Regions from separate parts of the Homo sapiens genome. Here region 1 is linked to region 2. A link is a loop called in an ENCODE intact Hi-C map of the cell type or tissue named here. Cell type or tissue: mammary epithelial cell. All regions are shown on one strand. Each heading gives the region's core, and the rest is flanking DNA. Links, peaks and the distances in the headings are about the cores only.

The links. Hi-C counts contacts between places; a loop is a spot of excess contacts. Peaks named below come from ENCODE experiments on the same cell type or tissue, not always from the same donor. Only the 100,000 strongest peaks of a DNase experiment are listed, where the experiment ranks them.
Region 1: it touches region 2 in a loop (1.8-fold over the local background); 3 of 110 quality-filtered maps call a loop at or near these places.

Annotation. Positions count from the first base shown.
Region 1 is chr12:60,064,678-60,080,119 of GRCh38, forward strand. No RefSeq gene overlaps it. Among named protein-coding and RNA genes, the nearest start is that of SLC16A7, 480 kb to the left of the region's middle. In mammary epithelial cell, for the core only: no CTCF peak of the experiment used is centred there; a DNase peak (open chromatin) is centred at 6,064; H3K27ac peaks cover 1,521 bases.
Region 2 is chr12:59,921,016-59,936,457 of GRCh38, forward strand. No RefSeq gene overlaps it. Among named protein-coding and RNA genes, the nearest start is that of SLC16A7, 330 kb to the left of the region's middle. In mammary epithelial cell, for the core only: no CTCF peak of the experiment used is centred there; DNase peaks (open chromatin) are centred at 6,216, 7,596 and 8,256; H3K27ac peaks cover 3,782 bases.

The sequences.
Region 1 (15,442 bases), core at 2,887-10,886, 140 kb after region 2:
TCTCCATAAATTCAGTATCTATAGATTTTGTTATTGGTTTTAAAGTCTTAGTCCAATTTATGATGAGGATTTTAGTCTAGCTCTGCCCTTTGCCAAACCTAGGACATTGGAAAACTTTACCCCTTTCAACATTAATGTTCTCAATTGTAAAAATAGGGTTATTTACCCTTTTTGTAGGAACTTGTGTGGATTGTATAAGATAAAATAATTAAAGCACCTAACATTGTACCTTATTGATTTTAATAATTCAATTAATAAGTAATCCACTTTCTCAACCTACTTCTTTGTTGCTACTTATATTTTCTGTCAAATCCTCCATGTGTATTCACTTTCAATTGAAAGGACTCTCACTTTTATAAAAATTTTAAACCAGTCAGTCCACTTCTTGCCATTCATGTCATAGATGAACAATATATTGCACGTCATATGTCTAATGCGCTCTTTCGTTTTTCAAACCTGTGTTGTCATGGCTATTCCTTCACTATTGGACAACAAGGTCTTGGCTGTTTTCATAAATGTAGCCCTCTGAAAATTCAGCATGGTCTAATTAGACATTTAAGTTTCTACTTATAAATAATAAAGTATGCTTATATAATATAATTACAGGTTTGTGGACTATCTCTGAAATACACATATATACATAGCCCCAGTTTTATGTCATATAATTTTTGTCTTCTTTCCCTTAAAATCTAAGAAGCTCATTCATAAAAAACAAATTCATAATAACTAAAATTTCCAAATAAGAAGTCAGAAAAATGCAAATATTCTTTCTCATAATATTACCTTAAATTACACATACTGCATAATCAACAGCCCATTTAGCAGCCTAATAATTTATAATAATATTTATGTGCTGTTTGAATATATTTATTATACTTATAGTTCTCATATTTCTATAACTCCAATTTTAAGCCATCTAATTAATTCTGTCATAGTTTTCCCCCTTTTACTGGTTATTACAACTTCATTTTATTCCCAGTGAAAGTGATGTAAATAAATAAATATATACTTCTCTGTTTTATGTAGTTATTTTATTTTATTTTAAAATTCAGTAAGCAGATGTTTTCCTGTTTAGGAATGTTACATGCTGACTAGCATCTAACTTTCTCCTTTTTCTTCTGACTCTCCTCATTCCAAATTCCATTGTCAAACTGTAAAAAAAACTATCAAATGTGTCTCTAATGACACCACGTTTCCTTCCTTTCTATTTTCTCTCTGTGACTGGAGTATTCATGTTGGGTAAAATTTAATATGCTAGCCCCAACTGACAACATTAAGTTTCTCTGCAAGTGTTATTACTTGATCCATAGGTGCAGACAGTACAACGGACTCTGGAGAGGTTCAGAATATAATTTGTTCTTCACTGGTATTGTCATTAAGCCCATATATATACAGCAGCAAGGCAATATTTCAGTCAAGATTGGAGGCACTGTATTATCAGCCATTCCTTTAAAATTGAGTAGCACCAAGTTCTGTCCAGCAAAATAATTCCTTCAACAAATCTACTCCAGCCACAAGATATTTCTAGGCATAATATTTATGTGAAAACTTATCATGAAGACCCTGCTGTGTTTTTGGATGGTTGGTTTTCCAAACCACTGGAGAGGCTGATAAGCAAATACGACTATAGTATAAACTCTGGCTTAACTTCTATGAGATGTGATTTGAAGTAATTAGTCAAGCTCACATTGACTTTATCCTACTCTGAATTTCTAATTTATTCTGGGGAAGAGAGCTATTTTTTGTGTTTTCCTGGACTTCCACCACACCTTATAAAATAGGCGCTAATAATCTTCAGCCCTGTTCTAGGAGTAATAATAATAATAATGGCGATAACATTTACACCATTTATTATGAATCACATGCTGTTCTACATCTATATATTAATTAATTTAATCCCTTCAACAGCCCTGGAAGTAAGTTCCTTATTATTCTCTTTCTGCAGATGAGAAAACTGAAGCAACAGAGAGTTTAATAGTTTGCTCAAAGTCATAGAGATAAAAGGGTCAGAACTGAGATCCTAAACAAGGCATTATGGCTGCAGAGTCCAGTTCTTTACCACTACTATATTATACAGAAGAACTGAAAAACACTTTTCTGCCAGTGATTCTATCAGCTTTTTCTTTGTTCCTTAGAGCATGCTATTTCTCTGCTCCTGTTTGGGTGTGCTCAGAGCACCTGAGCCAGGGCTTAGTGGCCACCTAGGGGTATGTATCCGTCAAGTTGTAAACAACAGAAGCTAACTCTTGCTCATATAAACAGAAAAGCATTTTACTGAAAATGTATTGTATAGTTCACAGAATTGCTTAAGATGTTTTGATAGCAAAGTTAAAAAAACCAACCAAACAAACAAAAACAACAACAAAACAGATAAGAACAAGGACATGGTTCCCGACTCTACTAGTATCAAGCTTTGCAGTGAGACTTGCTTTGAACAATGAAATGTAAGCAGAAATTTTAAACACTACTTCCAAGGAGAAGCTGTAGGAGACATTGCATGATTCTAACATCTCCCTTTTTTTCTATCACACAAGTCACTACATCCCATATAGGAACTGTTCCTAAGGTGTGAGTCCCAAGCGGAAATAAATGATTGTCGATGATCTCTGAGTTTTTACTTTATCTGGTAAACACCATAATCTAGTTTAAACTGATTCATAAAAGGGACAACCAGTAGTAAACATTACCATATCCACAGTGACGTAACAGTGTCAGTTCAATTAGGAAACTGTTTCTTTCTCCAAGGAAATCTGTGTTTGTTAGTTGGCATTGCTGCCATTGTTGGTACTAACACTGAATCCCAATCTTGCCACCATAGGCATCATTGCTCCAGAAAGAGGATTTGCTGTTGCCATAGTCACTGCCATCATGGATTTTGCATTGCTCATGTTTCTTTAGTTCCTGATTCAGTGATTCAGATGTGACTTGAAGTAATTACTCAAACTTACTTTGACTTCATCCTACTCTGAATTCCTAATTTATTCTGGGGAAGAGAGCTATTTTCAGTGTCTGGGAGAGAGGGATCTGATTATTGGAGTCTAGGACTAGTACTTGTGTATGCCTCAGTTGGAAGGGTGTCTAGAAAAGCAAATATCTGAGTTATTCAGGTTTTATAGTAGTAAAAGGGCACTTCTCATCCACACTCATGATGAAGAATTGTTTAAATAACAAAGTGGAATCTTATCAAAGTCATTAGAACTTTCAAGACCTCAAATCTCCCAAGTAAGGCAAGTTGGGTTCTCTCTCCACCCCCTCTCTCAACCCATCACCCCATCTCTCAATTTCTCTCCCTCTGTCTTTTTCTGTCTCTATCTCTGCCTCTTTCTACCCTTAACTTTATCTCTTTCATTCAACTGAGTTCTAAAACAGCTATGATCCTCCATAAATGAGTGAATTATACATGAAGAAAAGAAGTAGGATGAAGACTAAAATTTAGTCTCTGATGAAAGTTACATTGTTTAGTCCAGATTTACCATTAACACAGCTGACACAAATATCTTAATTTGAAAGCTATATCTATTTCTCCCTTTGTTCAGAACCTATAAGAAGGAAAGAGTAATGATTACTAGTCTGCCTCAAAGCCCAATACACTTACTCCGTGAACAATGAAGTAGAGGAGTCTAGCTTCATTCTTCAGAACAAGATACACAGAGATAGCCCCTAATTAGAACTGCTATTCCTTACAATGGTGCTTGGTCCTGCAGTCCAGAAACTGGATTTTCTTTGTTTATATTTGATCATTTTTATCAGGGACATAAATTTACATAAATAGAATTTAGACAAGAAATATATATAAAATATATTGTCAATGTATTAATTGAAAGATATTCCTTTCTAGGAATCAGTATATTCTCTCTTATAACCATTTCTTAAGGAAAAATTAGTGATCAGAAATTTCTTGATGTGATTTATCCCATTGGCTGAGAAACACAACTTCCATTTGCAATGTAGTATCTCTTACTAATTCCAACTATAATGGCCTTCTTTCCTTCTCTTGAGTTAAAAATGGCATGTGTCTCAGCTATAGCCAATAAATTATAATCAAAAGTCTGGGGTCAATGAAATTCTGAGGAAGCTTTTGCTTTACTGATAAAAGAGACAATCTAGCATCGCTTCTTCCATTTTATTATTACCCTCAAGGCCCCTGTGGAGCAGTGGTCACCATTTGGCAAACTTGATAATACAGCACAAGGAAGAAAAATTAATATGGTGAGGATGGTAGTGCAGTAATATAGAAAGTCCCAGTTACTTGGATACATCTTTTAACAACTGTATACATACCATCTATTTACACCACAGTTGTTAACAATAAATATCTTTGTATTTTAAGCCACTATTAGTCAATTATTTGTTAATTGAAACCAAAAGTATTTTCCACGAATATACCTGATGAACATGAAACCATATGAAAGACAGTAAACTGTTCTAGGAGAAAGGGTATTTAACACAAACATTGGAAAACCCAGTGAAATATTTTCCCCACACAAAATAGAGAAATTTCTTTAGAGAAAAAAAATTACTTCTGTGACTTTATTTCCAGTGTATTTCTTGAATAGACAGTATTTAATGTACTGTAGCTTTTGTCTATGTAAGCTTATTTTCCATAATTTTAGGCTAGTCACCAATTGCACGGAAAAATTCACATTTCTAGTTCAGATTGCCTATTTTTTTTCTAGTAGTAATTTTGTCTTTTATCTTCAAGGGTTGACATGCATCAGTCCCTTGATTATAATGGCATCTTAGAGTTACTGCTTTTAGAGTTGCAGTCTGAATTTTGCAACTAATTAGCTGTTGATCTTAGACAAGTTATTTAACTGGAGCTTTATCAATCTATGTCTTAAATTATATCTTGGATATTTAATTTCTATACATATGTGCTAAATCTATTGCTAGCATTGAAACATCCTAGGCTCTCCTCGAAATAAAAGCATACTATTTTGATGCATTTTACAGTTTTTAAAGTTGCTTATACATTTTTAAACACTTGCCTCTGTGATTTTCTCAATAGAAATAAGCGAAACAGCAAAACATTTACAACAGTGACATTGTTTGGCTCTGTGTCCCCACCCAAATCTCACCTTGAATTGTAATAATCTTTACTTGTCAAGGGCAAAATCAGGTGGAAATAACTGAATCATGGGGCGGTTTCCCCCATGCCTTTCTCATGATAGTGACTGAGTTCTCAGGAGATCTGATTTGTTTGTTTGTTTGTTTTTTTGAGATAGAGTCTTGTTCTGTCGTCAGGCTGGAGTGCAGTGGCGTGATCTCGGCTCATTGCAACCTCCGCCTCCTGGGTTCAAGCGATTCTCCTGCCTCAGCCTCCCTGGGAGCTGGGATTACAGGTGTGCGCCACCATGCCTAGCTAATTTTTGTATTTTTAGCAGAGACGGGGTTTCACCATGTTGGCCAGGATGATCTCGATCTCTTGACCTCATGATACGCCTGCCTCAGCCTCCCAAAGTGCTGGGATTACAGGTGTGAGCCACTGTGCCCGGCCGATCTGATGGTTTTATCAGGTGCTTAGGGCTTCCCCCTTCGCTTGGCACTCATTCTCTCTCCTGCCACCCTGTGAAGAGGTGCCTTCCGCCAAGACTGTAAGTTTTCTGAGGCCCCCTCAGCCATGCAGTACTGTGAGTCAATAAAAATTCTTTTCTTTTTACACTACCCAGTCTCAGGTATTTCTTCATGGCAGCATGATAATTGACTAATACAAACAGTATCTGCTAAAGAGGAAAATTGCAACAACAACAACAACAACAAAAACAAAACAAAAATAGCTAATGAATATTGCCAAAATTCATTTATTTTAAAATTATATGTAAAAGTTAGTGTGAATGACAGTTAAAAAGACATTATGGAATTTATGCTAAATATCAGTTTTTCCTTTCACTGCCTTCAATCTAACCTGTAACAGACTTTGGTATAAAGATATTTAGTCAACTTTGATACTTACTTTCCTCTGAAAGAGGAGGGAAATCCGTAATGAATTCTTCAAGAGAATATCATCTTCAGTAAATGCCATTACAATCATAAGGTTGTTGGTAATAAAGTTATGAATGATCACATTGTTTAAACTTTCAGTGAAAAGAATGACTCATGCACACCTGACATATTTAGGAGGACTATTGGGCTGCTTATGAAACTGATCTCTAAATCTTAGGAATGTTAAAAATACATTTTTGTTTCTATCTTTAATATTATCATTTTTGTCACTGTAGAATTTTCAGGGTATTTAGAAATTCAGCCAACTTTAATTTCTTGGTGGTGAAATAAATAGCTACTCTTTTCTGCCTTAATGTTTATACATATTCAATACTAAATTATTTAAATTCAATGTTAATGCTTGATAATTTAAGCAGACAAATTAGACTATGCAAAATTAAATCTGATTACATGATTGTTGAAAGGTAATATCACATACAGCTTGGTACACCCCAGAAAATAATTCTTTATAAAGGAGCTGAAACTTTAATTACCTGTGTATATCACTTTATATTATTATCCAAATTATTATGCTCTCCCTCACATAAAATTCTAATTTAGTTACAGTGCCATGTAATGTTCCATACATTCATTTTTTAATGTTCCTCAATTTTAAATTTGGTCTTCTTGTCATATAATAGTATTAATATTATATAGACATATTTATTTTTATCCATTTTATTCTCAAAAGGTATTTAATATCATTATACTTTTCTTTCACAAAGTAATTGAATAATAATCAGAGACTAGAGGAAGCATTTAGAATCTAATAAAGGATGATTCCTTTCTGATATTTGATTCCTGGTAACATTCAAGCTTCATTTCTCCTCCTATACCTTCTGCTCCATATCTGGGCAAAGTTGATAAGAAATCTTTGTGCTCTCTCCTTTCAGCCTGGTTGGAAGTTCAAAGCATGAAAACCCTGGTTCATACATAAGAACCTTCATCTCAGTCGCATCCCCTAACTACCATAGAAGCAGAGCCAGTCTCCTTTTAGATTGTCATGGGAAGTTACTGTGCTTGTGCCAGAAAGCCTCAATATGTGAGGAATAAACTTTTGTATACTTTCTTTGTGTCTGTGTGTGCAGCATCATTAGTCTCAACCCGAACCAATGCTCAGGGGAGTTTCCACCTTCTTTCTGAATTGGTTACAATTGGCACTCTGGGCAATTTGTCTAGGCAGTGATCACCACCACTAGGCACCATTATTCTCTCCTGCTTTGGCCTGCTAAGTGGTTTTGGTGCCTGCTGGTAAGCATGCCCTAAAGCTGTGCTTCTCTGTATTGTGGTTGTTAAATCCTACTGAGCCTTTTATAGATGTATAAATATAAGTCAAAAGTTTTAATAGTTGCCATTTAAGTACAGAAGTATGGGACTGGGACTTTCTTAAAGTGACCTTGGGTCACCTGTGTTTGCCCAGACCTATCTTTATATCTTAGCTTGAGTCATGTGTCTCGATTCTAGTGTAAGCCACAACTGATGTTAGGCTCAAGGCAATGGCTTACCTTGTGACTGCTGGCTGTGTCTAAACAGAGGCCTAGCCACCCATTCTATAGAGTACTCAGAGAAAAAAGAATGATATTCTTTGCAATATATGCCCCATTGGCTGGCTGTATGGAACAAGAATAGTTACCATGTGGCATCAAGAGGTCACACTGCTAAAAGCAAATGACTTACTAGAACCCTACAAAATGCTTCTGCTCTTGCTACTGGCTGTACTTTTGTGGCCACAAGAAAAAGATCCTGATCCACTGGGTTCCAGGGAAAAATGCCCATGTGCCGCTGTGGTACAAGCACAGGGCTAATTCAAACCTGATTCAAACCTAGTTACTTAACACATATAAAGCATCCACCAGCTTGGGAGAAATCCCTAACGATGACAATAGTGATTTAAGGATCTCTAAAGGAAGGAACTTACAAAAATAGGCAAGACAAACAGGATATGCTTCTGGAGTAGAGACCATAGCCAAAGAAGAAGAGGAGAAAGAGCTTCCTTTTGGATATAGAGGAAAAATACAAATACCTAAAATATAGTGCACAATTTTACTCATTTGGAAATCCAAAATTTACTAAAACATTTTTTTTTACAAAAAAAGGATAAAAGTGTGCTGATTAGCCATTGTGCTTCCACAATGTAAATTCTGAATTAACTTTAACATCTTCTGAAATGCATCAATTGGCAAACTTTAATGGCTTTAATAGAAGGGCTCACTTAAGTTACAGTTATATCTGGGATTCTACCAAGTTTAAATAATGTATCCCCTGTACTCTTTTGGGAATTACCAAATATAGAAGAATCTCACTTTAGCCATTGGAGCTACTGCCTTACTTAAAAATCCACACAGCACTTACTGCCCTAAAATATCCCATAGCAGGCATGGACATTCCAATTCAATGAGTAATACATTAAAATTACACTAAGTCTTTGGGAATTACAATTGGCTTAACAAATAAGATTTGCAATGGACCTCCTCCTCTCCCCTCACTCAAGTTAAAAGAGTTAAATATAGTTCAGTATAAAGGAAAACAGATCTTAAGAATTGAAACTCATTATACAAAACCTGTTTTGAAAGGGGTGATTTTCCCTGTAATTTCCCCATAAAAGCATAATTTGGCCAGATTTTAAACTTGGAAATAATGAATGGAGACTTATTGTAGATTACATCACCCTTAGTGATGTGGATTTACTCATTAAGGCACTCATATCCAATGTTATTGAAATTACTGACTTCATTCAATCAGACTTTAGTAAGCTCTTTGTAGTTACATATTTGCTTCCTATGTATGATCAGAGCCTATTTCAATAGCCTCACAGCTGAAGTTTGCCTCCAAGGTGAAATGAACACAATGCACTTTTACCTGGCTACCCATAGAGTACTTCAACAGCCCAGCTATCCCACATAATCATTGTAGGAAGGATCTTAATTCTATCCAACTTTCTCTAGGATCATAAGTATGACATTGCATTGATGAATCCTTCTTCAATGAGATTCAGTTGATTTACTCACTCAGGGTATATAAAAACTCACAGAGGAGCTTTATAAAAAAGGGGTGGGCCATTGACCCATATGTAGTACAAGGCCCTGCCACCTTGGTTAAATTTCTGAAAATTATTTGGTTAGTCAAGAGCTTCTCCATCACTGACACTGTCAAGAAACATGCTCAATACTGAGCATGTCAATGCTGTTTCTTGACACAAGCCAGACAACTTTTAGGCTTTTTTTGTGTTCTGAAGGCAACAACTTTCTCATTTATAAAGTTTACTTAAACATAGTTATACTGTTGCTTACAAATCAGCCCACATTGAATACGTTCCCTTATGACAATAGCTCTAGAATCCATTTGAGTTGCAATGCAACAGGCACTCCCCTTAATGTCTCTGAGATATTTGGCCAGTGCAGAAGCTGCAGCAACCTCCTCCCATACATTCTGTAGTCTCTAAATCAAATCAACCAGGGTGTCCATAAATTTCCCATGGGCTTCCAGAGCATGAAACTGCCCTTCCTGAACATTTGCACTCCTTGTAGTGCATACCATTACAACAGCAGTTGCTGGTAGCATGCTGGACCCACACAGGCTCTGAGCCTATCACCCTTCATACCCAGCTGCTTATTATGCCCTGGGTCATGAAAGCAGCATTCTGAAAGCTTGGTATAGTCAAGGTCTCCTTACTAAAATGAAAAGTATACCTACAGGATCAAACTAAATCTGGGTCTTCTGGCATATCCCAGCTGCAGGGGGCATAGCCTTCCCTATCTCCAGTGTGTTGTCAGATTCCATGGTGTTGTGGAAGTTTACTTCCTCTCCTACTCCTATACCTCACCTAGAGAGCCTCTTGAAATCAACTGAATGAAGAGAAAAATGAAGATAGTTTATATACTTTACAGATGGCAGCAACACTATTGTATGTGATGGAGCTTACTGGAGATCTGCTGCTTTTCATTCCTTAACGAGAACATCGCTGATCAAGGATGGAACCCAAGGTCTAGCACAATAGTTGAAATTTGGGCAGTGATCTTAGCATCAGATTCACTGCTTAATGATCAGTTTTATCTGTATGTTTTTATAGACTCTTTGGCTATTGTCTGGTCCAGCCAGTGTCAGCAACAACTATGTCCTATGCAATATTGCCCACTTTGGAATGAAGAATTCTGAGAAGCTCTTGGCTCAAGGTCACATATGTCTAACTCATAATAAAGCCAGTATAAAAGGCCTCATCAATATACTCCTCATCCCCTTCTGAGTTCTAGATACTATCGGTAGTGACCAGGCAACTCATTTCAGTTTTCAAAATACATAATGTTGGGCTTTTAACCAAGGCATTCAACGAAACTTTTATCCTCATTTTTAACACTGAGTTATAGATCTCATAAAGCACAATAATGACTTACTTAAGCAAGTTCAAATTCAATTGAATAAAGCCTGGAATATTTCAGCCATCTGACATTGGAATTAATTGCAATAATGAGTCTAATTCCATTTGTGATATTTGATGACTGAGAGCTTTTTAGCCCCACCACTCTCCTTTAACCTTCTGATTCACATGTGGGGAACACTGTAAGAAAGCCTGGGTGTTCTCTTCTTTGGCACCAGTGGAAGTTAAATCATGCAAGCCCCAGCTGGCATATGGAAAATCTGGCTCCAGTCTTACTACGTAATCACCATGGAAGATGAGCTCATACTGGCTTGGGAAGCCACCCTGCTTTTCTTAGAAAGGTTTATTATGTCAGTTAACAATACTTTTTATACCCCCTTGGTGCGTATGTGGCATCATCACTCTTGACACCTGTCCTGAATTTGATTGGGGTAATCTATCCTGCCTCTTTAGAGTTTCTAAACCAGAAACATTGTACATCAAATTTCATTCTTTCCACTATGATAGAATACAGAGAAAATAAAAAATTCAGTGTCCTCAAAATATCTAAGGCAAAAACCACAACAGTTTTTTTGAGCATTTTAACAATCACAGATTCCTGCATTATTGAAACACTGATTGATCTTATTAGATGAGTGTTAAGATATTTAACAACAACAAATAGTGCTATTGCTCTTTTACAGAACCACAAAAAAAATATGTTTGGAAGGGGGAAACAGTTTGTAGGTCTCTGTTTCCACATTATTAAAATGGTTGATTGTTTTTGCTTTGTGTTTAAGCAAAGAAGCTTGGAAGCATTTTTATCTTTCCAATTATGGTAGTGAATACAAATATGGTGCTTGCACAATAATCACATATATTAGTAAATTTCTGACCCTTGGAAATAAGCATGACTTGCATGTCTGTCTTTAGAATAATTTGCATCCAGCAGTTAATTGCTAATCAACTAGTACCCATGGGAAATCAAAAGCAAAAAAGAAAAAGCACAGAAAAAAATAAGTAAAAGAAAATTTAACACTGGGAAAAGTACGATGTCATTATAAAGTCAAAATCATGCTTTAATAGTAACTTAAGATGTATTGATTCACAGATCAAAATGAAAATAATGCACATTATCCAACCCAAGGAATTTCAAAGTGCAGCAATCAACACGATTTTCCAGTTTTATATCCCTTTCCCTAAAATATCCAGGAATGTATGGGTGCTTAATAGTGTCCCAAAATACAGCTCTGTTGTTTTTTGCCTCACCACGACAAAAAAGAAATTCAGATGAACTAAGAGGAATCTTCCATTTTTTCTAGAAGCAGCTTGCTCTGGTATAAGCCCCCTCTTCAAAGAGTCATTGAACTTCTTTTGCTGTAGCCAAGTTCTAGACAACTGCACACAAATTTAAGAAATTTGCTTGCTGCATCACTGTTGCCCATGTTCTTATATTGCAGCATCAGTTGGAACTATAACTATTCACACAGGATGAAGTCCTGGGTCAGGCTTTCAGCTGAGGCCATTTCCTCCTACTCTAGTGTGAAATGATGCTCAGACTACAAGAGTTCTTCAAAATGAAGAGCAATATGGCATCTCTCACTTCAGTATGATGTGCAGCCAGGTGGCACCCATGTCCAAACTGACTTAATTTCCTAATATTAAAGAGAATGGCTGAATGTATTCATTGCCACATCGTCAGGGTAGTCTGTCTATCAGGTGGATTAGGTAAGGTCTCCAGCACAAAGTAATCATTCTTTTTCTACTTAGTGCACTAGTAGTCCTGCTTGTCCTGTCCTTTTCTTTTCTCAGATTGATTGTTTTTTTAATTACACGGGTCTATTTTTCTTCCCACTACAATCCACTGCAAGAGATTTTAATAACTTCAATCTCAGGAAGAAGTGGTTAGAATAAATAGTCTTTGTCTCTGATGAAAATTTCTTTACTGTTCAAAATTTCTCACATTTTATAATATTTCAATCTCATTTAATCAAAAATTTATAGAAAAAATACAGTACTTATCTCTGTTTGAACAGCATTAACTCAAATGCATTCTACTTTCCAGCAACATTTAGGATGCCTCAAAAATAAAAAAATATATACACATTAGAATTAATAGCATGGATTTTTTATTATTTTTATTATTTTTTTTTATTTTTGACACAGAGTTTCGCTATTGTCGCCCAGGCTGGAGTGTAATGACACAATGTTAGGTCACTGCAACCTCCAACTCCTGGGTTCAAGTGATTCTCCTGCCTCAGCCTCCTGAGTAGCTGGGATTACAAGCATGTGCCACAACACCCGGCTAATTTTTTGTATTTTCAGTAGAGACGGGATTTCACCATGTTAGCCCAGGCTGGTCTCAAACTTCTGACCTCAAGTGATCTGCCCGCCTCAGCCTCCCAAAGTGCTGGGATTACAGGAGTGAGCCACTGCGCCCGGCCATGGATTTTTGACTTTTGAAAACTTTGTTGTTGTTCAGGCAATGATTTTTGAGTTAAATCATGTGGATGCAATTTTTTTAATTTTAATTTTTAATTTTTATGGGTTCATAATAGTTACACATATTTACAAGGTACATATGATATTTTGGTACAAGCATACAATGTGTAATGATTAAATCAGGGTAATGGGAATACCTATGGCCTCAAACAATTATATATTTGTTTGTGTTGGAAACATTCCAAATCCATTCCTCTCGTTATTTTGAAATACACAACAAATTGTTTTTACATGTAGTGACTCTATTGTGCCACTGAACACTAGATCTTATTCCTACTACGTAATTGAATTTTGTACCAATTAACCAATCCCTCTTTATTCCCCTACTCCTCACTACTTTTCAAACCTCTAGTAACGATCATTTTACTCTCTACCTCCATGAGATCAATTTTTTAGCTCCCACATATCAGTGAGACCATTCAGTACTTATTTGTCTTTCTGTGCCTGGCTTATATCTATGTTATTGGAAATGACAGAATTTCATTTTTCTTTTATGGCTAATAATATTCCATTGTGCGTATGTACCACATTTTCTTCATCTATTCATCTGCTGATGGACACTTAGGTTGCTTCCATATCTAGGTTATTGTGAAGAGTGCTGCAATAGACTTGAGACTGCAGCTATCTCTTTGATATGCTGATTTCCTTCCAGTCTAGTAGTAGGATTGCTGAATCATAAGGTAGTTCTATTTTTAGGTTTTGGGGAACTATCATACTGTTTTCAACAGTGGTTTTACTAATTTACGTTCCTATCAACAGTGAACGAAGTTTTCCCTTTCTCTGCATTCCTGCCAACATTTTTCATTGACTGTCTTGGGGTGAGATGATATATCATTGTAGTTTTGATTTGCATTTCTGTGATGATTACTGATATTAAGCATTATCTCATATATATGGTGGCCATTTGTATGTCTTCTTATGAGACATGCCTCTTCAGATCGTTTGTCCATTTAAAATTTATTTCTTTCAATAGCTTTAGAAGTGCAAGTGTTTTTCTGTTAACGTGGATGAATTGTTTAGTAGTAAAGTCAAGGATTTTAGTGCACCAGTCACCCAAGTGATGTATTTTGTACCCAATAGGTAGTTTTGCATCCCTCATCCTCCTCTTTCCTATCCCCTTCTGAGTCTCCAATGTTCATTATGCCACTCTGTATACATTTGTATACCCATAGTTTAGCTCACACTTTTAAGCAAGAACATGCACTATTTGGTTTTTGATTCCTGAGTTACTTTACTTAAATAATGACCTTTAGTTCCATCCAAGATGCTACAGAAGACATTATTTTGTTCTTTTTTATGGCTGAGTAGTATTACATAGTATGTATGCATACTACATTTTCTTTATCCACTCATTGATTGATGGGCACTTAGGTTGATTCCATATCTTTGCAATTGTGATGTGTGCTATAATAAACATACACATACAGGTGTCTTTTTGATATGATGACATTTTTCCTTTTGGGTAAATACCCAGTAGTAGGATTGCTGGATCAAATGGTAAATATACTTTTAGTTCTTTGAAAACTACTTCCTGTTTTCCATAGAGGTTGTAATAATTTACATTCCTATCAGCAGTGCACAAATATTCCTTTTTCACCACATCTCTGCCAAATCTGTTGTTTTTTTGACTTTATAATAATGGTAACTCTGGCTGGGGTAAGTTGATACCTCATTGTGGTTTTAATTTTCATTTCCCTCATGATTAGTAATCTTGAACATTTTTTTCAATGTTTGTTGGCCATTTGTATATCTTCTTTGAGAAATGTCTATTCATGTCCTTTGTCAGTTTTTTAATAGAATTTTTTTTTTTTTTTTTTTTTTTTTTTTCTGATATGTTTGAGTTCCTTGTAGATTCTGGATACTAGTCCTTTGTCGGGTACATAATTTGCAAATATTTTCTCACATTCTGTAGGTTGTCTGTTTACCCTGATGTTTATTTTTTATGCTGTACAGAAGGCTTTTAATTTAAGTAGGTCCCATTTATTTATTTTTATTTTTGTTGCATTTGCTTTTGGGATCTTAGTCATAAATTCTTTGTCTAGATCAATTTCCAGAAGATTTTTTCTTAGGTTTCCTTCTGGAATATTTATAATTTCAGGTTTTAGATTTAATTATTTAATCCATCTTGAGTTAATTATTGTATATGGTAAGAGATAGAGATCCAGTTTCATTCTTCTACATGTGGCTATCCAATTTCCCCAGCACCATCTATTATTCAGTAGATGGCTGTCCTTTCCCCAATTTATGTTTTTCTATGCTTTGTCAAAGATCCACTGGTTGTAAACATTTGGCTTTATTTTTGGGTTCTCTATTCTGCTCCATTTGTTTATATATTTATTCTTATACCAGTACCATGCTATATTGTTTACTATAGTCTTGTAGCATAATTTGAAATTGGTCTCAAAACAAAAACAAAACAAAAATTAACAAGGCCCCACCATGTGCTGCCCATTGAGACTCACCTCCACTTTAAAGACACACATAGACTGAACGTGAAGGGATTGCAAAAGTATTTCATGAGAATGAAAGCCAAATAAATTACTTAATGAAGCATCTTGAAGAATTAAAAGAAGAAAACAACCCAAACCCAAAATTAGCTGAAGA
Region 2 (15,442 bases), core at 3,330-11,329:
GAGTGAAATGTCACTCCAGTCCCTGATTGGCTGAGGGTCAGGTCTTCACTTCTGTCTCCAGTTTATTCTTTGCTCTACTGTGTCTCTTTCTGAGTGGTGCTTTTTCCAAAATGGCCTGCATACAAATCAGTACACTACTTCTTCCTCCCAGTTCATAAAAACCCTGAACTTAGCCCCACAGCTGGCAACCCTTTTTAGGGTCCCCTCTATTCTCACAGCTTTTTCTGTTGCTTAATAACTCCTACTCTGCCTTACTCACTCTCTGGTGTTTGAGTGCCTTATTCTTCTTGGTGGTGGGAAAAGAACTCAGAACTTGCCAAATTGTGGGAGTACAGGAACTGTAGCGCTCCAGCTTGCCAAACTGCTGGTGGTGGGAGTAAAAGGGCTGTTTCACTTCCTTGCGCTTGCTGGAGTCATCACTGGGAACCACTCCCTCTGAACATCAGAAGTAGGGAAGTCGCAACAATGCTACTAAGAACCAATACTTCTAACCTAAAAAAATAGATAAGGAAAAAAGAAAGAAATTAACTCAAAACGCCATAATGTAAAATTTGAATTAGAAGTAATAGCATGAAACTTTGATTTGTTATGCATTTACTAGCTATATGCACTGAAGAGTCCTGGAAACAATGTTAATACTGCAGCAATAAACACACTAATGCCCAAATTCTGATCTCTAAAGACATTTCTCAGGGCTCCATTGAAAATTGCTTGTTTCAAATGTGTTGTAACAAAAATGCTAAATTAGCCTGGAAAATTGTTTTCTGCCAGAAAGCAAGGAGGGTTTCAGACTGTTTGATTATGACCTGATTTGATGGTTTAAAATAGGATGATCTGAACATAAAAAAGAATGATAATTGAAATGCATGTACACATATCGAACACCTAAAAATACATGTTTGTAATATATATTTATAATAAAAAGATTAAAACTTTTTCATTGGAAGTTTCTAGAGCACAATTTAAACCACTAATGTGATGTCTTTTACTTTTCTTCTGTAATTTCCTTGAAATTCTATCATTGGGTACATACTCTTGTATTATAATTATATGTCTGCAAATGTATTTTCTTATTAAATTGTGAGGCTCTGCAGAAAGGCAGCATGACTTAGTTATTATTATATACCATTGCCTGTAGTAGTCCCTGATAGAATAAGCTCCCAAAGATATGATGATTAAAGCCAGTAGACAATTGATTGATAATAAGGCCACAATTCAATCATCATGGAAAGCAGTCTGATGATTCCTCAGAGCTAAAAACAGAACTACTATTTGACCCAGCAATCCCATTACCGGGTATATACTCAGAGGAATATAAACCATTCTACCATAAAGACACAGGCCCACTAATGTTCATTGTAACACCATTCACCATAGCAAAGAAATGGAATCAGCCTAAACGCCTATCAGTGACAGAGTGGATAAACAAAATGTGGTACAGATATACCATGGAATACTGCACAGCCATAAAAATGAAGGTGATCATGTCTTTTGTGGGAAGATGGATGAACTAGAGGCCAGTATCCTTAGCAAAGTAGTACATGAACAGAAAGCTGAATAATGCATAAGTGGGAGCTAAATGATGAGAACACATGGACACAAAGAAGGGAACAGACACCGGGACCTTCTTGAGAGTGGAAGGTGGAGGAAGGAGAGGATCAGAAAAAACAACTATTGGGTATTAGGCTTAGTATCTGGGTAATGAAATAATCTATACAACAAACTCCTATGACATGAGTTTACCTATATACCAAACCTGCATATGTACCCCTCAACCTAAAATAAAATTTAAAAAGAGGCCATAAAAGGCCCCAAAGTGTACACATCATTGCCCTTTACTAATTTGTGATTAGTAAAAAAATTTTGTTATGGTAATTTTGTGCCTCTGCTGTTTCTTCTCATGTGTAGAAAACAAATCATACAAAATGAAAAACTTGTAGACTCTTTTCAAGATGCCAGTAAAACTGCTCACATGGAAACATAATGCTCTAAGGGCCCCTGTGGTGCTAAGAAAAGATTCTCTCAGACTTCCATCTCAGAGCCTTGCTCCACTTTAGGTGTGTTCTGGCTCTACCTGGGGCACTGCAGCCTTCTATTGCTTTCTTTAGCACTCCACTTTGTTAATTTTTTTTTATTTCAATAGTTTTTGGGCACACAGGTGGTTTTTGGTTATGTGGATAAGTTGCTTAGTGGTGATTTCTGATATTTTACTGCACCTATCACCCGAGCAGTATACACCGTGATCAATATATGGTCTTTTATCCCTCACATTCCTCCCAACCTTCCCCATACCCCAAATTCCCAGAGTCCATTATATCATTCTTGTGCCTTGCATCCTCATAGTTTAGCTAAGTGAGAACATACAATATTTGGTTTTTCATTTCTGAGTTACTCCACTTAGAATAATGGCCTCTAGTTCCATCCAAGTTGCTGCAAAAGACATTATTTCATTGCTTTTTATGGCTTAGAATTCCATGGTATACATGGTACATGGTATACATAGTACCACGTTTTATTTGTCTGCTCATTTGCTGATGGGCACTTGGTTCCACATCCTTGCAATTGCAAATTGTGCTGTTAAAAACATGCGTGTGCATGTCTCTTTTTCACTTAATGATTTCTTTTCCTTTGGGTAGATACACAGTAGTGCCACTCCACTTTCTTTATCTCCACATTGGTTCCCAAGAACTCTGCTGCATAAGCTCTGCCATTGCCCCTGGTCTCCCAAACTGAATTATCATATCCTCATGTCTTGCCAAGTTCATTTTATTCACTTCTCCTCCAGACCTTTGCTCTCTACCAGATCTTCCATTCTATTATATGTACAACACCTCTTTGCAAATATAAAATTATTTCAAGTAGCAATATTTTCTTGAAGTATTGGAATCCACGTTTTCAGGAACCACATGGGTCCCAACCACCAGGAGAGTAATGAAGACTGCATTTTTAACTCTCCTTTTCACAGCAAACTGTCTGCATTTTAAAGCAACAAACCACTTTCTCTAGCACTCCACTTGACCCTAGAGAGTGTCTTACTTTTCCTGGGTGCCTATTAAGAGACTGTGAGAAAGTTTCCATCACTCCCTCCTGAGAGCAGAGGGTGTTTTACTTCAAATGTGGGGAAAACTTGTCTAGGCCCCAGTGTCTGCCCTATAGCCCTATATGCCTTTCTCTTGAACATATTGATTTTGGCCCAACTTCTCATGACTTTTGGAACATGTATTAAAAGTTGAACCCAAAGAGTGGTCCTGAGATAAACCTAAGAAAGTTGAATAGTTCTGAATTCTATAGTGAGTGGACTTGTGTAACATAAATGGATAGAAATTGTTCCATTTACTGAGCCCTCACTCGAAGTGGAATACATTTCTCAAGGATCGTGCACTTAGAAGTTAAGAGCAAAGGCTCATGTTGATTTGTTTGAGTTCATTGTAGATACTGGATATTATTCCTTTATCAGATGTATAAATTGTGAAGATTTTTTTCCAACTCTGTGGGTTGTCTGTTTACGCTTCTGACTGTTCATTTTGCTGTGCAAAACTCTTCAGTTTAATTAAGTCCCAGCAATTTATCTTTGTTTTTATTGCATTTGCTTTCGGGTTCTTGGTCATGAAATCCTTGCCTAACCCAATGTCTTTTCCAACGTTATCTTCTAGAATTTTTATAGTTTCAGGTCTTAGATTTAAGTCCTTAATCCATCTTGAGTTGATTTTTGTAAGAGGTAAGGGATGAGGATCCAGTTTCATTCTCCTACAGGTGGCTAGCCAATTATCCCAGCACCATTTGTTGAAAAGGGTGTTCTTTCCCCACTTTATGTTTTTGTTTGCTTTGTCAAAGATCAGTTGGCTGTAAGTACTTGGGTTTACTTCTGGGTTCTCTATTCTGTTACATTGGTCTACATGCCTATTTTTGTACCAATACCATGCTGCTTTGGTGACTATAACCTTATAGTATAGTTTGCAACCAGGTAATGTGATGTCTCCAGATTTGTTTTTTGCTTAGTCTTGCTTTGGCTATGTGGGCTCTTTTTTGTTTCATATAAGTTTTATAATTGTTATTTCTAATTCTGTGAAGAATGATGGTAGTATTTTGATGGGAATTGCATTGAATTTGTAGATTGCTTTTGGGAATGTAGTCATTTTCACAATATTGATTCTACCCACCTATGAGAGTGGGATGTGTTTCCATTTGTTTGTATTGTCTATGATTTCTTTCAGCAGTATTTCATAGTTTTCCTTGTAGAAGTCTTTCACCTTCTTGGTTAGGTATATTCCTAAGTGTTTTTTTGTTTGTTTTGCAGCTATTGTAAAAGAGGTTCAGTTCCTGATTTGATTTTCAACTTGGTTGCTGTTGATATATAGAAGAGCTACTGATTTAAACTCAAATCAACAAGAAAAAAACATACAATCTCATCAAAAAGTGGTCTAAGGATGTGAATAGACAATTCTCAAAAGCAGATATATGAATGGCCAACAAACATATGAATAAATGCTCAACATCACTAATAATCAGGAAAATGCACATCGAAACCACAATGCTATATCACCTTATTCCTGCAAGAACGGTCATAATCCAAAAATAAAATAATAGATGTCAGCTTGGCTGTGGTGAACAGGGAACACTTCTACAATGCTGGTGGGAATGTAAACTAGTACAAACATTACGGAAAACAGTGTGGAGATTCCTTAAAGAACTAAAAGTAGGTGACCACTTAATCCAGCAATCCCACTACTGGGTATCTACCCAGAGGAAAAGAAGTCATACAAAAAAGATACTTGCACACACATGTTAATAGCAGCACAATTCACAATTGCAAATATGTGGAAGTAACCCAAATGCCAATTAATCAACAAATGGATAAAGAAGCTGTGGGGGGTGTGTGTGTGTGTGTGTGTGTGTGTGTGTGTGTATGTATATGTGTGTGTATATATATGATGGAATACTACTAAGCTATAAAAAGGAATAAGTTAATGGCATTCACAGCAACCCGGATGAGATTGGAATGGAAAACCAAACATCATATGTTTTCACTCATAAGTGGGAACTAAGCTATGAGGATAAAAAGGCATAAGAATGATACAATGGACTTTGGAGACTCAGGGGGAAAGGGTAGGGAGGGGTTGAGAGATAAAAGACTACAAAGAGCATGCAGTCCATACTGCCTGGGTTATGGCTGCACCAATATCTTAGAAATCACCACTAAAGAACTTACTCATGTAACCAAACACCACCTGTTTCCCAATAACCTATGGGGGGAAAAAAAACCTTAAAAAAAAAAAAAAAAGAACAAAGGCTCAGATTAGAAAAAATTCTTGCTTTTAATACAGCTCTGTCATTTGTTAACTTTGTGATTATTAGCAAGTTATTATAACCTTACTGAGTCTCAGTTTCCTCATCCATAAATGTGGAGAGTGGGACCAAATAAAATATGTAAAGTGCTTTACCCAAGGTCTGATCCGTGGTAAATATCCAATAAATATGTATGTATATTTTAGTTAAATTTTAAATGAGAGTAAAAAAACTGGATTTATTTATCTAAATAAACTTCTTAGACAGCAAGGATAAGACTCATAAGACTGGTTCTTATCTTGTGTTTCACAAGTATAATAGTGCAAAGAATAAGTAAAGTGAAACCTAAAAAAGATCCAATCCTAAACTAGTACTTTACAATTGGATAGTGTATGACTTATTAAACTTACTAATACTTAGATCTCCTCACATGGCACAAAGAATGTAGTATCTTTCATAATTCAGAACTCATTTATTTTCTTGTTATTTTTGCATATGATCCACTATGAGAATGAAGAACTTGTTAAGTGAAGGCTGTGGAGTCAGCTTCACAGCATTCTGTCTGTGTAGATGCCAATGACTTCACAACTACGATGTTATTTTGAGCAGTGAAACAATTTATTAAAAATGAAGAAAAACATAAATGACTCCTGTAAAGAAATTAAATTAATCTTAGGTACTAGAACACAGATGTTCTGTGTGCCATACCTATGCAACCATGTCATTAAATCCAAATCTCTAATTAACAGACTCCTGTTTCTTGTTCAAATTTGAAATGATTCATTAAAACCATTTAGAAGCAAGTATAACTCATGAAGAAAAAAATGTTCTTGACCTTTTCTCCACTTTAATTTTTTTCTACTTTGTTATTATTTTTAAAAATTGACTAGCTTACTGACTCAATGATTCAGAATTGAGACGTATCTGACACTTCAAAGCCTGTCTCTCTTACTCATTAGCTTCACATCCTGTACCAACAAAAAATTGTGCAATAAAATCAGAAAAACTAAATAATATTAAGTCATGAAAATGGTTGCCAAAACTTGGGAAAAGTAGTGTAATTAATTTTTGGAGAAAAGAAGATGAACTAAGTTTAGACTTACACTGTTGCTCAGCTTCTACTTATAAAGAAACATTAACATTTTAATTTAATTAAGCAAATATTGTTGAACATCTATCTAATAGAGAAGTAACTATTTCAGTAGACAGAAAAAAAGGCTTCAAATAAGATAGAATTTATTCAAATTCTAATTCTGAAACTAACTTTGTAACTTTGGTAGTTAGCTTCTCTGAATTCCCTTTTGCTTACCCATGATAATAATAGTATTAAGACCAACATCAAGGACCAAGATAGCTGAACAGAACCCTCTAGCAATCATCCCATCTGCAGGAATGCCAAATTGAACAACTATCCACACAAGAAAGCATCTTCATAAGAACCAAAAATCAGGTGAGTGATCACATTACCTGGTTTTAATATCATATCAAGGAGAGAGACATTGAAAAAAGTAAGAAAGACAGTCTTGTATCACCTATACTACTGCATCTCAAGGCAGCTTTGTGCCATGGAAGGGCAGGGCGGTGGGGAGAGAAACTCTGTGCTTGGGGAAGGGGAAGTAAAGCGATTGTGAGGTTTTGCATTGGAACTCAGGGGTGCCGCTTCACAGCAGAAAATAATACAAGGCAGAATTCAGCTAGTGACCAGAGGAAGCATGTAAGACCAGCCCTAGCCAGAGAAGAACTGCCCATCCCAGCATTCAGAACCTGAGTTCTGGCTAGCCCCGTCACCTAAGGCTAAAGTGCTCTGGGGTTCTAAATAATCTTGAAAGGCAGTCTAGGCCACAAGGAAAGCAATTCCTGGGCAACTCCTAGTGCTCAGCTAGGCTTGGACCCAGTGGGCTTGGGGTGTATGTGATCCAGTGAGACACCATCTGGAGTAGCCAAGGGAGTCAGTTTATGACCCCATCCCAACCCTAGGCAATGAAGCTTGCAGTTCTGAGGGAGACCCTAGGCAATGAAGCTTGCAGTTCCTCTGCTTGAGAGAAGCAGAGGGAACAGTAAAGGGGATTTTGCCTTGGAACTTGGATACCAGCTCAACCACACCAAAATAAAGTACCAGGCAGAGTCCTGAATCTCCCATTTCAGACCCTAGCTACTGGATGACATTTCTAGACCCACCCTGGGTCAGAAAGGAACATATTGCCTTGAAGGGAAGGACCCACATCTGGTAGGCTTCAACACCTGCTGACTAAAGAGCCATGGGCCTTGAATAAACATCCGTGGTAGCCAGGCAGGAGTCACCACAGGCCTTGGGTGAGATCCAGTACTGTGCTGGCTTCAGGTGTGACCAAGCACATTGCCAGCTGTGTTGGCCATGGGGAGAGAGTTCTTCTACTTGAGAAAAGGAGCAAGAAGAGTAAAAAGGACTTTGTCTTGCAACTTGGATACCATCTGAGCCACAGTAAAATAAAGCATCACACAGACTCCTAAAATCCCTGATTGCAGGCCTTAGCTCCTGGATGGCATTTCTAGACCTGCCCTGGGCCAGAAAGGAACCTGTTATTATGAAAGGAGAGATGCAGGATTCATCGCCTGCTGATCAAAGACTGTTTCAGCCTTGAATAAACATCAGTTGTAGCCACACAACAGTCACCACTGGCCTGGGTTGGTAGTGGCTGTGGGGAAAGACTTCTGCTTGAGGTAAGGAGAGAGAAGAGTAAAAAAGACTTTGTCTTGCAACTTGGGTACCAGCTCAACCACAGTAAATTAAATCACCAAGTAGTTTCCTAAAATTCCTGATTACAGCTACTAGTTCCTAGATGGCATTTCTAGATGTACTCCAGTCCAGAAAGGAAACCAATAACCTGAAAGGAAAGACATGGGCCTGGCTAGATTCACCATCTGCTGACTAAAGAACTCTTAAGCATTGAATAACCATCAGCAGTAGCTACGTAATAGTTGTTACAGGCCTTGGGCAAGAACCAGTACTGTGCTGGCATTGGGTGTGACCAGAACATTCCCAGTGGTGGTAGTCATAGGAGTGCTTGTGCCACTCTTTTCCCAACTCCAGGCAGCTCAGCATGGAGAAAGAGATGCTGTTTATTTGGGGGAAAGTAAGGGAAGGGAACAAGAGTCTCTGATAGACAATTGGGGAATTATCCTAGATTTCACCCGAGACTACAAAGGCAGCACACCTATGAGTCTGCAAGAGTCACTCAGTTATGGAGCTTGGGGTGTCACCTAATGCAGATACAGCTACAGTTCCCAAAGACTTAGATTACAACACTCAATTCCCTTTGAATACTTGGAAAGTCTTCTCAAGAAAGACGGGTACACAGAAGCCTTGACTGCAAAGATTAAAATAAATACCTAACTCTTTTATGACAAGACACTGATGCACATCCACAAGCTCGAGACCACTCAGGAAAATATGACCTCACCAAATGAGCTAAATAAGGTACCAGTGACCAATCCTGGAGTGACAGAGATATGTGACTTTTCACACAGAATATTTAAAATAGCTGCTTTGAGGAAGATCAGAAAAAATTAACAGAGAAGGAATTCAGAATCCTGTCAGATGGATTTAACAACGAGATTGAAATAATTTTAAAACTCAAGCAGAAATTTTGAAGCTAAAACATTTGATTGACAAAATGAAAAATGTATTAGAGTCTCTAGACAGCAGAAATGATCAAGCAGAAAGAATAGTGAGCTCGAAGATAGGATATTTGAAAATACACAGTCAGAGGAGATAAAATAAAAAAGAATTACAAAATGAAGCATGCCTACAAGATCTAGAAAACAGCCTCAAAAGGACAAATCTAAGAGTTATTGGCCTTAACTAGGAGATAGAGACAAAGATTTGGTTAGAAAGTTTATTCAAAGCAATAAATAACAAAACTGTAAAAACTTAGAGAACAATATCTATATTTAAGTACAAGAAAGTTATGACACAACCAGCATATTTGACCCAAATAAGACTACCTCAAGATGTTTAATAATCAAACTCCCAAAGTTCAAAATAAACAAAGTTTCATACAAGTAGAAAGAGGAAAGAAACAACACATAAAGAATCTCCAATGCATCCAGCAGCAGACTTCTCAGCGGAAACTTTATCAGAAGAGAGTGGCATGACATATTTAAAGTGTTGAAAAAAAAACCTTTTATCATAGGATATTATACCCATTAAAAATATCCTTCAAACATAAAGAAAGACTTTCCCAGGCATATAAAAGCTGATGAATTTTGTCAACATCAGATCTGTCCTAAAAGAAATTCTAAAGAAACTTCTTCAATCATAAAGAAAAGGACTTTAATGAGCAATAAGAAATTATCTCAAGGTAAAAAACCCACTGGTAATAGTAAGAACACAGAATATTATAACACTGTAATTGTGGTGTGTAAACTACTTGCATCTTGAGTAGAAAGACTAAAAAATAAACCTAACAAAAATAGTGACAAAAATTTTCAGGACATAGACATATAATCAGATAGAAATAGAAACAACAAAAAGTTAAAAAGCAGGAAAGATGAGCTTAAAGTGGAGTTTTTATTGGTTTTCTTTGCTTGTTTGTTAGTTTCTTTATTTGTTTTTGGAATCAGAGTTTAGCTATCAGTTTAAAATAATGAATTATATGATGTTATTTGCAGTCCTCATCGTAAGCTGAAATAAAAAACCTATAATGAATTCACACACACAAAAAAGCAAGAAACTAAAACATCCCACCAGAGAATATTTCTTTCACAAAAGGGAAGACAGGAAGAAAGAAAGAAAGAAATGAAGGAAGGAAAGAAAGAAGAAAAGGCCATGCAAAAAGCAGAAAACAGATAACAAAATTGCAATAGTGAGTTTTTACTTATCAATAATAACGTTGAATGTAAATGGACTAAACTCTCCAATCAAAATACATAGGGTGGCTGACTGGGTTAAACAATGAAACACAAGACCCAACTATCTGTTGCCTACAAGAACCATACTTCACCTATAAAGACAAAAATACACTGAAAATAAGAAATGGAAAAAGATTTTCTGTGGTAATAGAAACCAAAAAAGAACAAGAGAAGCTATAATTTCGTAAAATGAAATAGATTTGAAGACAAAAACCATAAGAAAAGACAAAAAGCATTATTGTGTAAGGATAAAGGGGTCAATTCATCAAGACTATATAAGAATTGTAAATATATATGCACTCAACACTGGAGCACTCAGATATATAAGGCAAGTATTATTAAAGCTAAAAGAGAGACCCCAAAGCTATAATAGCTGGAGACTTCAATACCCCATTTTCAGCATTGGACAGACCGTCTAGAGATAAAATCAACAAAGAAACATCAAACTTAAACTGCACTATAGACCAAATGGAAAAAACAGATATTTACAGGACATTTTATTCAATGACACAGCACAACACACACTTTTCTCCTCAGCACAAGGATGGTTCCTAATAATAGACTTAGGACACAAAACAAATCTTAAAAACTTAAAAAATAAAATCATTTCAAATATCTTCTGTGATCACAATGGAATAAAACTAGAAATCAAAAACAAGAGGAACTTGGAAACTATACAACACATGGAAATCAAATCATATGCTCCAAAATGACCAGTAGGTCAGTAAAGAAATTTTTAAAAATTAAAAATTTATTTAATCAAACAAAAATGGAAACAACATTTCAAAACTCATGGGATAGAGCAATATTAAGAGGAAAGTTCATAGCAATAATTGCCTACATTGAAAAAGTAGGAAACTTTAAGTAAACAACTTAATATCACATCTTAAAGAAGTAGAAAAGCAAGAGCAAACCAAACCCAAAGTTAGTAGAATGAAAAAAATAAAGATCAGAGCAGAAATAAATTAAATTGAAACAAGAAATACAAAAGGTCAATAAAATCAAAAGTTTTCTTAAAAGATAAGCAAAGTTGACAAGCCTTTAGTCAGACCAAAAAAAGAGAGAGAAGATTCAAATAAATAAAATCAGAGAGGAAAAAGGATACATTAAAATTGATACAGCAGAAATTTGAAGGATCATTAGAGATTGTTATGAGCAACTATATGGCCATAAACTGGAAAAGCTAATCAGAAATGGATGAATTTCTAGACACATGCAACCTACCAGATTGAACTATAAAGAAACTGAAAGCCTAAATAGACCAATACAAGTAACAAGATTGAATGAGATTGAAGCCATAATAAAAATTCTCTCAGCAAAGACAAGCCTGATACCTGATGGCTTTACTTCTGAATTTTGCAAAAAAATTAAAGAAGAATCAATACCAATTCTATTCAAACTATTCTGAAAAATAGAGGGAGTACTTCTAAACTCATTCTATCAGGCCAGTATTACCCTGATGCCAAAACCAGACAAAGACACATTCAAAAAGAAAACTACAGGCCAATATCTCTGATAAACATTAATGAAAAAATTCTTCAACAAAATATTAGCAAACTGAATTCAACTGTACATTAAAGTCATTCGTCATGATCAAGTGGGACTCAGTGCAGGGATGCAAGGATGGTTTAACATACGCAAATCAGTGAATGTGATACAATGTATCAACAGAATGAAGTACATAAACCATATAATCACTTCAATTGATGCTGAAAAAGCATTTGATAAAATTCAACATCCCTTCATGATAAAAATCCTCAAAAACTTGGGTATAGAAGGCACACACCCCAACATATTATGCCATACCATATATGGCAGACACACATTTAGTATCAAACTGAATGAGGAAAAACTGAAAACTGAAAAACTGAAAGACTTTCCTCTAAAATCTAGAACACGATAAGAATGTCCACTTATACCACTGTTATCCAACATAGTATGAGAAGTCCTAGCTAGAGCAATTAGGCAAGAGAAATAAATAAAAGGCCCATAAATTGGAAAGGAAGAAGTTAAATTTTCCTTGAATATATATATATATATATATATACACACACACACACACATACACACACACATATATATACATATATACACACATATATACATATATACACACATATATACACACATATATATACACACATATATACACACATATATATACACACATATATATACACACACACATACACACATATATATACACACATATATACATATAAAAAACCTTATATTTGAAAAAAACTAAACTCCACCAAAAAACTATTAGAACCAATAAATTTAGTCAAGTTGCAGAATACAAAATCAACATATAAGAATCAGCAGCATTTCTATATGCCAACAATGAACAATGTGAAATAGAAATCAATAAAGTAATCTTTTGTTGTTGTTGTTGTTGTTGTTGCTGTGGAGATGGAGTTTTGCTCTTGCTGCCCAGACTGGAGTGCAATGGTGGGATCTCAGCTCACCACAACCTCTGCCTCCCAGGTTCAAGCAATTCTCCTGCCTCAGCCTCCCAAGTAGCTGAAATTACAGGCATGTGCCATCATGGTCGGCTAATTTTGTATTTTTAGTAGAGACGGGGTTTCTCCATGTTGGTCAGGCTGGTCTCAAACTCCTGACATCAGGTGATTTGCCCACCTTGGCCTCCCAAAGTGCTGGGATTACAAGCATGAGCCACTGTGCCTGGTCTAAAGTAATCTTATTTACAATACAATAGCTACAAATAAAATAAAACACCTAGGAATGAACTTAAGCAAAGAAGTGAATTATCTCTACAATGAAAACTATAAAATATTGATGTAAAGAATTGAAAAAGACATTAAAGGAAAGACAGTCCATGTTCATGGATTGGAAGAATCAATATTGTTAAACTGTTCATACTACCCAAAGCAATCTACAGTCAACACAATCCTTATCAAGATACTAATGTCATTCTTCAGGAAAAAATAATTCTTCTTATAGAAAAAATAATTCTAAAATTTATATGGAACCTCAAAAGATCCAGCATACCCAAAAACACCCTGGGCAAAATGACCAAAACTCGAGGAATCACATTATCTGACTGCAAATTATACAACACAAAATGGCATGGTACTGGCATAACATCAGACACGTAGACCAATGGAACAGAAGAGCCAGCCCAGAAAGAAATCCACACAGCTACAGTGAACTTATTTTGACCAAAGCTGCCAAGAACATGCATTGGGGAAAGGACAGTCTTGTCAATAAGTAGTAATGGGAGAACTGTATATTCATATGCAGAAGAATGAAACTACATCCCTATCTCTTGTAATACACAAAAATCAAATCAAAATGAATTAAAGGCTGAAATCTAAGACCTCAACTCATGAGACTACTACAAAAAAAAAACTGGGAAAAGTCTCCAGGACATTGGTCTGGTTAAGCATTTCTTGAGTAATATCCCACAAGCACAGGAAACCAAATCAAAAATGAACAAGTGAGATAACATCAAGTTAAAAACCTTCTGCACAGCAAAGAAAAACAATCAACAAGTGAAATGACAACCCATAGAATGGGAGAAAATTTTTACAAAGTACCCATGTGACAAGGGATTAATTACCAGAGTATGTAAGGAGGTCAAACAGCTCAGTAGGATAAAATTTAATAACCGGATTAAAAATGAGTAAAAGATTTGAGTAAACATTTCTCAAAAGAAGACAGACAAATGTAAAACATGCATATAAAAAATACTCAACATCATTGATCATTAGAGAACCGAAAATCAAAACTACAATAAGGTATCATTTCACTCCAGTTGAAATGGCTTTTACCTAAAAGACAAGCAATCACAAATGTTGGCAAGGATGTGTAGAAAGAAAACCTTCATACATTTTTGGTAGGAAGGTAAATTAGTACAGCCACCATGCAGAACAGTATGGAGGTTTCTCAGAAAACTAAAAATAGGATTACCATATCATCCAGCAATTTCACTGCTAGGTAGGTACCCAAAAGAAAGGAAATAAGTATATCAAACAGATATCTGCACTCCCATGTTTATTGTAGCATTATTATCAATAGCCAATATTTGAAACAGATGAATGAGTAAAGAAAATATGGTACATATACACAATGGAGTACTGTTTAGCCAGTAAAAAGAATGAGATCTTGTCATTTGCAACAACATGGATGGAACTGGAGGACGTTATGTTAAGTGAAACAAGCCAGGAATAGAAAGACAAACTTCACATGTTCTTACTCATCCATGGGAGCTAAACATTAAAATAATTGAACTTATGGAAGAAGAGAATACAATGATGCTTATCAGAGGTTGGAAGGGCAGTGGTGGGTGTGATGGTTAATGGGTACAAAAATATGGTTAGATAGAATGAATAAGAGCCAATATTTGACAGCACAACAGAGTGATGACAGTCTTTAAAATTTATTGTACATTTAAAAATAACCAGAAAAGTATAACTAAAATGTTTGTAACAAAAAGAAAGAATAAATGCTAGAGATGATAAATATCCCATTTACTCTTATGTGATTATTACACATTGGTGCCTTATCAAAATATTGTGTACCCCATAAATATACATAAACACTATGTCCCCATAAATTTTTTTAAAAATAGGGCAAACTATTTAGAACAGAACAAATGCCATCTTTAAAGCACTGAAAGAAAAAAATGATTATCAACCTAGAATTCTCTATATTATATAGACATACTTAATATGTGAAGGAAAAATGGAAAATTTTTAGATTAAAAAAATGTTAAGCAATCTTATCATCAATAGAACTATACAGGAAAGGTTAGAGAAATTTAGACTGAAGGAAAAATGATACCAGAGAGAAAGTTACATCTACAGAAACCAATAAAAAGCAGCACAAATAGAAAATATGTGGTTAAATATAAAATGAATTTTTCTTCTTTCTTAACAAAGAAACCTCTTAAATAAAAATAATATGTTGTGGCTTTTATAAGATATGTAGAAATAAAATGTGTGACAAAATTAGCTCAAAATGTGGGAACAGTGTAAATGGAAGAATACCATTTTAGTTTCTTACATTATACAAGAAGTACATAATAATTCTTGGTTCACTGTTATAAGACACATACTATAAATTCCTAGGTTAACTACTAACATAATAAACAGTTACAAATAAATGTTAATAAATGAAATAAAATATATTTGTTTAAGCTCAGTTAATACAAAAGAACTTAAACAGGAGAAAAACAAAACAAAACAGCCAGTCTAACAAGTAACTCATATGGGATAAATGAAAAGTAAATAGCAATTTTTTA